Regions from separate parts of the Homo sapiens genome. Here region 1 is linked to region 2. Evidence: chromatin contacts called from ENCODE Hi-C or POLR2A ChIA-PET data. All regions are on one chromosome and are shown on one strand. Each heading gives the region's core, a stretch centred on a gene start or an enhancer-like site at or near the end of the contact. The rest is flanking DNA. Distances are from core to core; before and after follow the strand shown. Region 1 overlaps LTBP1 (latent transforming growth factor beta binding protein 1). Region 2 holds the start of LINC00486 (long intergenic non-protein coding RNA 486).

Evidence for each region. Hi-C counts contacts between places; a loop is a spot of excess contacts on that map. ChIA-PET counts read pairs that join two places held with the same protein, here RNA polymerase II (POLR2A). Pooled maps may share reads with other maps.
Region 1: a pooled map shows a loop between it and region 2 (2.8-fold over the local background). The contact joins the enhancer-like site here to the promoter of LINC00486 in region 2. A Hi-C loop is called at or near these places in 7 of 50 pooled maps. POLR2A ChIA-PET finds 5 or more read pairs at or near these places in 2 of 52 experiments (BJ and PC-9).

Annotation. Positions count from the first base shown.
Region 1 is chr2:33,032,730-33,036,245 of GRCh38, forward strand. All of the region lies in intron 3 of LTBP1 (latent transforming growth factor beta binding protein 1), which reads left to right. Among named protein-coding and RNA genes, the nearest start is that of LTBP1, 88 kb to the left of the region's middle. Within about 2 kb of position 1,281, at least 5 of the 41 ENCODE cell types and tissues checked have a DNase peak (open chromatin) inside an H3K27ac peak, as active enhancers do.
Region 2 is chr2:32,824,189-32,827,645 of GRCh38, forward strand. LINC00486 (long intergenic non-protein coding RNA 486) reads left to right here and starts at 1,253. Exons shown (of 5, transcript NR_183193.1): 1 at 1,253-1,322.

The sequences.
Region 1 (3,516 bases), core at 31-2,530, 210 kb after region 2:
CAGACTTATATTCATTTAATTTAGCTATTAAGGTCTAAAGTTGCTAGGAAAGTTTTTGTGATTTGCTTTGTGAAGTAGTGTAGTAACATGCTGCTTGATAAAAATAATGGTAATTGCCTTTCACAGAATCAGAAATGCTTTTCATACCTAGTGAGGAAATGCTATACTTCTTTTAAAAAACTTACATATCCATATCAGCTTTATGTTCAGATTAATTTAGGATGTTCATAAAAAACAAGGATTTGATCAAGCTCAGCTTTATGTTCAAATAATTTAGGATGTTCATGAAAAACAAGGATTTGATCAAGCTCCATTAGGAAGTCTTTGACAAGAAACCAAAAGAAATGATTGGGACTTTCAATTTCACATGTATTTGTTGAATATTTACTGTGTGCCAGGCAGTGTGCTAGCAGCCAAACTAAATAGTCTTTAGTTTCAATGAATAATTGATAACTGGAATGTTTCTTCCATCATTTCTAGTGTAAGTGGTTTTTTTTTTCATTTTTAGTAGAGAGCTATATTTTCATAGGACAAAACATGTAATACTGTCCCCTCTGTTGATATTAAGTCAGATATTTTATCTGTTCAGTCAAAGCCCAGTTCTGGTGTTAATGGGCCTGGATTTAATTAATTAAAGGATTAACTTACTGTATCATTACCTGTGTGCACCAGGCACCCTTCTGAATTGCAGACAGCATGTAGGAAGATCTAACTAAACTTTAACCTTACAAGTACAAACCACTTCTAGGTGTTCTCAGGTGTGAACAATCAGATGCAAGCGGGAAAGAGATCAGAAACACTGACAATAATAATGCATGAAATAATAGCTCCTGTAGAGTTTTAGAAGAAAGGGTTGAGCTGACTATGGTGGGGGAAAAAAGGGACTTTTTTTTTTTTTTAATGTGTGTGATGTTCTACAGAAACAGCAATCTGAAAGCTAACTGGCTGCAGCTGGATGGACTTTCTTTTGTATGGAGACGCTGCCTCTAGTGTTTAGGAAAAAATGCACACTAGAAAATAGTGCAACATTATGGTGCCATCTGTCTTGAAAATGAATTATTTTTTATTGTCTGCTTTATAGTAGTTCCCAGACAAAACTTGAAAAAACTTCAACTAGCTTTGGTGCTATTTTGCGTATGGACAGTTTCAGCAGGCAGAAGCCTTTAAAGTTGTATTTCAAAGCGCCTCAGGAGTTATCGATGTGATGTGATGAGACTGTTTGCCATATAAGCCTCTCAAGAGGCCACAGCCCTAACCCCCTCCCCGGCTCCCTGGGGGACAGGAGAGCAGATGGAGTCGTGTTTGCATCATTCACCGTCCTAATTGGGTTTGTGACTGGCTGTTAGGGCATCTTTCTCTCAGATGGCATTTTCTTCTTTAATTCAAAGTTTCACTTTCTCCTTAGCAGCGTTCTGGATTGTTTTTGAGGGAATGATGGCATGGATACGCAAATCTACAGAGTTAGAAGAAAGAGACGAGACTTGAAGGATTGTTGTTCTAAAAAAAAAAAAAAGGCTAAAATGCATTTATTTCTCAGACTTCTTTAGAATAAGTGCAAATGAAAAAGAATACTGAAAACATTTTCAGAACCCATGAAAACACTTGTCGGTATTAATATAATTAAGGTATTTAAGTTTAAATGTTTAAAGCTGATCTTTGAGGTGTTTTAGCTGGGCTTCTACTTGAAATTTTGTAGTGTGAATGTATATCAACTATTTATAAACTAGCTGAAGGGAGTTAAGCTATTAATGTTTGGATTTTAAAATCTATAAGGATCAGAAAATGGGTTTTGTATTCCATATCATCTAGAATGATGACAGGCCTGGAAGCATAGGACAGAGCTGGCACATTTTCAAAGGAATTCTTCCCTGGTCTGGATACTATAATGAGCACAACTGCATTTTGGTGGATTTATTATATACAGTACACAACATATATAACCATTTGGAAGTTGGGTTTGCTTTCTGGTTAGAGGTGCACTGGTTATAGCTGATTATGTATAGGGTTTGAAATAGCATCTGGTTAAAAATTTGAGGGGCTGACATTTCCTCTCAGAGACTGGTGAAAATGAATAAATACGCAATATGGAAATATCCATGCCAATCAATTAGTAGAAGGGTTTAAATAAAAAAAAAAGGATGCAATTTGAACATTTACGATTATGCCAGTGGGCAGCAGGTGGCAAGCTTTGCTTTTCAATGTTCTTCAGTTTTATTTTTATACCGCAGAATGCCAAAATTTGAAGAGGGGGGTTTAACTCCACTGGAATATGTCATTTCTTGGCAGTGCAACCTCGAACCACCTTCTTTGCTCATTGTGCATAATTGCCTTTCTTTGGATGCCGTAGCCGACCCTTGGTTCCCCTTGTTGCCGATGGATAGGAATTAATTCATATGAGCAATGTTCTATTCTCTTGTGATTTTAGCAACACGTTGCTAATGGAGAAAATAAATTAGAAACAAATGAGTTTCTTAAAGCAGTCCTTGTATGATTTATAAGAGATTTTCTTGTGTAGTTTTACTTAGTTCTAAATGACACATAAATTGCTTTTAATTTAAAAAATTCTAACTGGCTATATACCTTGATATGGAGATGAGAAGTAAGCAAAACTGCGTAGAGTTCCATGAAAGTGTTTTGAAAAATTAGAGAGGAAAAACACATTTTGAGACCAGAATAGAAGACCATTATCTTTTCATAGGCTAAACTGTGTAGTCAGGATTTGAATTTTAAATCCGGAAAAGAGAGCAAGCTTGAAATGGGAGTGATGGTGAGGTGGACACCAAATTATTTTATAGTCTACTGTATTTCTTCATACTTTCTAGATAAAAAATTCTTTTTGGGTTGTTTTATGCATTGTGAGAAATTCGGAAGAATGGAGAAGAATGCAAAAGCATATCAAATCACTGTAAACATTTAATAGTCTACAAATATTTAACACTTGCTGTGTACTCAATTTTTTGTAGGCCGTTTGTTAGAATTGAGTTCACATGGGGTATAATTCTACGTTCACGACTTGACATTCTCAACCTCAGTTCAGCATTTTTTCTTTTTAGAAAAGAGATCGTTCATAATGATTATAATTTACAACACACATATTTTAAAGGATAGTAATAAAAAAACCCAAACTGTTGTACCCACTACGTAGCTGAAGAAATAAAAACACTGTTGTCATTATCTTAGAGGCTCTTACGTGGTCCTTGTTAATTCCTTTATCCTTTTTTCCCAGAAAATAATTTATATCAGTTATTTCCTGCTTTTCTTTATAGTGTTACCACATTTTTAGGTATATCTGGATACTGTGCTGTTTAGTTTTTGACTTTTAAACAAATGTCATATTGTTTGTATTCTTCTGAGACTTGCTTTTCTTGCTCAAGGTGTTTTTGACATTCTTCTGTAACAGTGGCTCTCAAACTGGAGCATGAATCAGAATCGCCGGTGGAGGGCTTGCTAGATAAAATACGGCTTGTTGGGCCCCACCTCAGAGTTTCCGATTTGGTGGGTCTGGGGAGGGGTGGA
Region 2 (3,457 bases), core at 3-2,502:
ATGTGTAGTAAATCCACCTACTTTCCAGACTTAGTTCAAAGATTATGACCTAAGCAGAGGTCTGGTTAGTTTAGGCTTTGTGAACGTTTGTCCAAATTATAGTAGGTTTACTAGCTAAAAACCCTGGGTGAGTCTGATGAAAAGTATTTCTTTTTTTCCATTGCTGTTTTTGTAACATCCACATCAATCTAAATTGCTGTTTAGATAAGGTAACTCTACTTTACTGGCCAAGAGTGAGGAATAAAATCTGTTAAGTGGATGCAACACACTTCCTTTCTGCCTATTCATTCAAAAGGCCCTATAGTGAAATGGCAAAGAGCCTTTATTCAAATGGTGGGTGCCATGCTGTGGTAATACAGATGGATTTTTCACAACATGCAGAAGTGCTTATAAATAGATACGTTTCAATCAACAAGTAGCTTATTCAGGCATGTGCTCAAATATAGTAGCTGCATTCATTAGACAGACATTTCCACTAATCCCAAGACTATACTAATAAAAGAGTAATCCCTTATGGGCTAAAGGTGGTGCTGGTTTGCTTTTAACTCTTGGAGTCCTTCACACACCAAGGCCTAATAATAATTGTAGCTGTATTTGGTTTTCACCAAGTGAACTTAACCCATTTATGCCGGAGGTTGCAATTTTTAAAATTTTTGCAATCAGAGCTTGGTGATGACCTTGAGCAGTAGAATATAAATAACTCTCACACGCTTAGCGTTCCGATAATGGAACACTAAGCATAAATGGGTTAAAAGCCGAGCTTATCTTGGAATTTTTCTATTCTTATTTTTTTAAATTGCAGGAGCTTAGTGAAGAAAGAGGTGCTTTTTACTCTAGATATGTAGCTTTCAGCAAAGCCAATTCAAAAATCAGTTTGTGTGTGTGTATGTTTTCTCGATACTTTATCATAAAGCACTTGTCTCTTTCACCTTGGTTCATAGAAGTGTTCGCTTGAGCAGATTCTGTTTTGTTCTTTGATGTTAGGATAAATAACAATGGTCAGTTTTGAGAGCATTTGCAAGCTCTCACTATAGTGGTTTGCCTTTTTACGTGGACTTTTTCCCCTTCAATAGCTCTTTACTCCTCCTATGTTACTCAGAGCTAGCTGTAATCCGTTTGCTTAGCACAACACCAAAATCTTTCCCTTGCCAGTGGTGTCAAATCTGCCTTCCTTTTTATTATTCTGACTTATAAACTGCAGTGACCTCTGAGTCAACTTCGCCATCTCTTGGCCCTGTGCCAACATTGTGTTCTGTGAAAAGAGAGTCCTGCCAAGGGCTACGAGGCAGAAAACTGATATTATTAAAGTGGTCTTCTGAACGGTAAGTATCAGCCATTTTCTAATCTTTTGTGATGTTATTGCCAGAAAGGGGGAGGGGGGGGTAAATCATGTTAATGTTGTTAAGGATCTAACCCATGCATTGCTAACTTTTTCCAGATCGAGGGCTCAGATGCACATCAGTATCTATAGGCACACAGAAATTATTGCACAGCGCTGTTCACAGACAGATGTGCTTCTTGAAGACTCTATTACTGTGAGACTCGAAGAAGTTTCTTAATGTCTGAGCCTCAGTTCCATTATCTGTAGCCTGTTAGTGATCCATATTGTACAGGGGTGTTATATACAATACCAGTTGAGAAGATGCATATAAAGTGCTTTAAAAATAAATGATATAGAAACATGATGCAAGCAAGAGTGTCTTCGAAACCATTTGATTATTAACACTGACAACCTTTTCTGTGCCCCACTCAGAAGCCTGATGACATTCAGTGCTGCTGGGCTGTGATACCAAAATGTTTATTAGCATTTTCATTCTATAGCAACCTTTTCCCCATTTCTGGGTGGCAAGTGGTGATAAGGGAAGGGATAAAGAAGAAAACATGATGGATTTTTATGAAGTAAACGAGAAAGAACCAAGTTCCCATCATTAGGATTTCTCAGGTTGGTGCTAAGAAAAGGAAAGAAAAAGAGGATGGGGAGTAACAGGCAAAAGCAAAACAAAAAACTGATGAAATGGGGAAGTGGCTGACTAGGATGAAGTCAGAGAATTAGAAGACCTGGATGAAGTCTCAGCTTTACCGCCTCCTAGCTGTGACCACACCTGAGCTCCTGAACCTCTCAGCCCCAATTTCCTCAGCTATAAAAATGCAAATACCCACCCTACAGACCAGACTGAATTTATCAGATGATGTATGTGAAGTACTATGTGAGCAACTGTGTACAATTAGTTATTGTTATGATCAAGAGAAAGGGGCATTGTGGATGGTCTATCGGTTCCCAGGGGCTGGTGGAGTCCCTGGATAGGAGTATGCAGCAACTTGGCTCCAGTTTCTGTAATCCCATGGGGGTCAGAACCCTGGGGTTTGAGAAACAATGCTGCAGAATATCTTTCAGTCTTGTCCTTCATCACTCTATTTACTGAATCAATTTGGCCTAGAGGATATCTGGTGCCAGGGTTGATAAAAGCTGTCTTGGGATTTTTACAGCTGTCTGGTCAGAAGACATGCTTATGCCATAACAGCTCCAGCTCCTTCTCTCACTCTCTCTCTCTCTCTCTCACACACACACACACACACACACACACACACACACGAACAGCACTAGAATGTGCTTTACATATGAAGTTGATTCCCCTGATCATTATCAGTAGGACATAGGGTGATTTCTTCAGATAGGTATGCTCTGATTAATGTTCACCCTCCTCCTTTAATAAATTGCAGAAGTGTCCCATGTTTATCTCCAAAAAATTAGAAAATACAAATAAGCAAGAAGAAAAAAAATCATCCAAAATCCCACCCCTGTAGAAGTTAACCCTGTTAACTTTTTTGTATATCCTTCCAGACTATTATATAAATAAATACACATATATCTGAGAGATATTGGCTTTTTGTTTGTTTTTACTTAATTAAGCTTTTCAGTAAAACACATGGAAGCAGGCCCTTCATTAACATTTGTGGAGCTCCAGGCCAGAGTACATATAGAGGCCTGCTTACTATATATCTAAATATTTCAAAGTTAAAAATCAAGCAAAGAAATGGTTAAATAAAATTTGTTTTATGCTTTGATCTTGACAGATATTCCTTTATAATGACTTGGAAGGACATATTTTAATTTGGAGTTCTCAAACATCTCAGAATTCAACCAAAAAGGGGTGCAGAGAGAGTCAGCTCCCTTCCCCTATCCTGCTTTTCAGGGTCCCAAGTACACATGTGCACACTCCAGCTGCAGGTGTCAGGCATGTCTTCAGCACCCACAAACAGCTCTGCATGGCTACCACTCAGACCTGGGAGTGCACAGACCAGACGCCACTCCACCCTCAGGATTATGGGCACAGAAGAGAGGCACATGCAGCTTCTGGATGCAGGCTTTGGGCCTGTGGGCAGGGAACTCCTGGGGTCCCAGTTACCTGAGCGTGGTCTAGAAGATGGGGCTAATACAGGCTCTAGGCATAAGCAA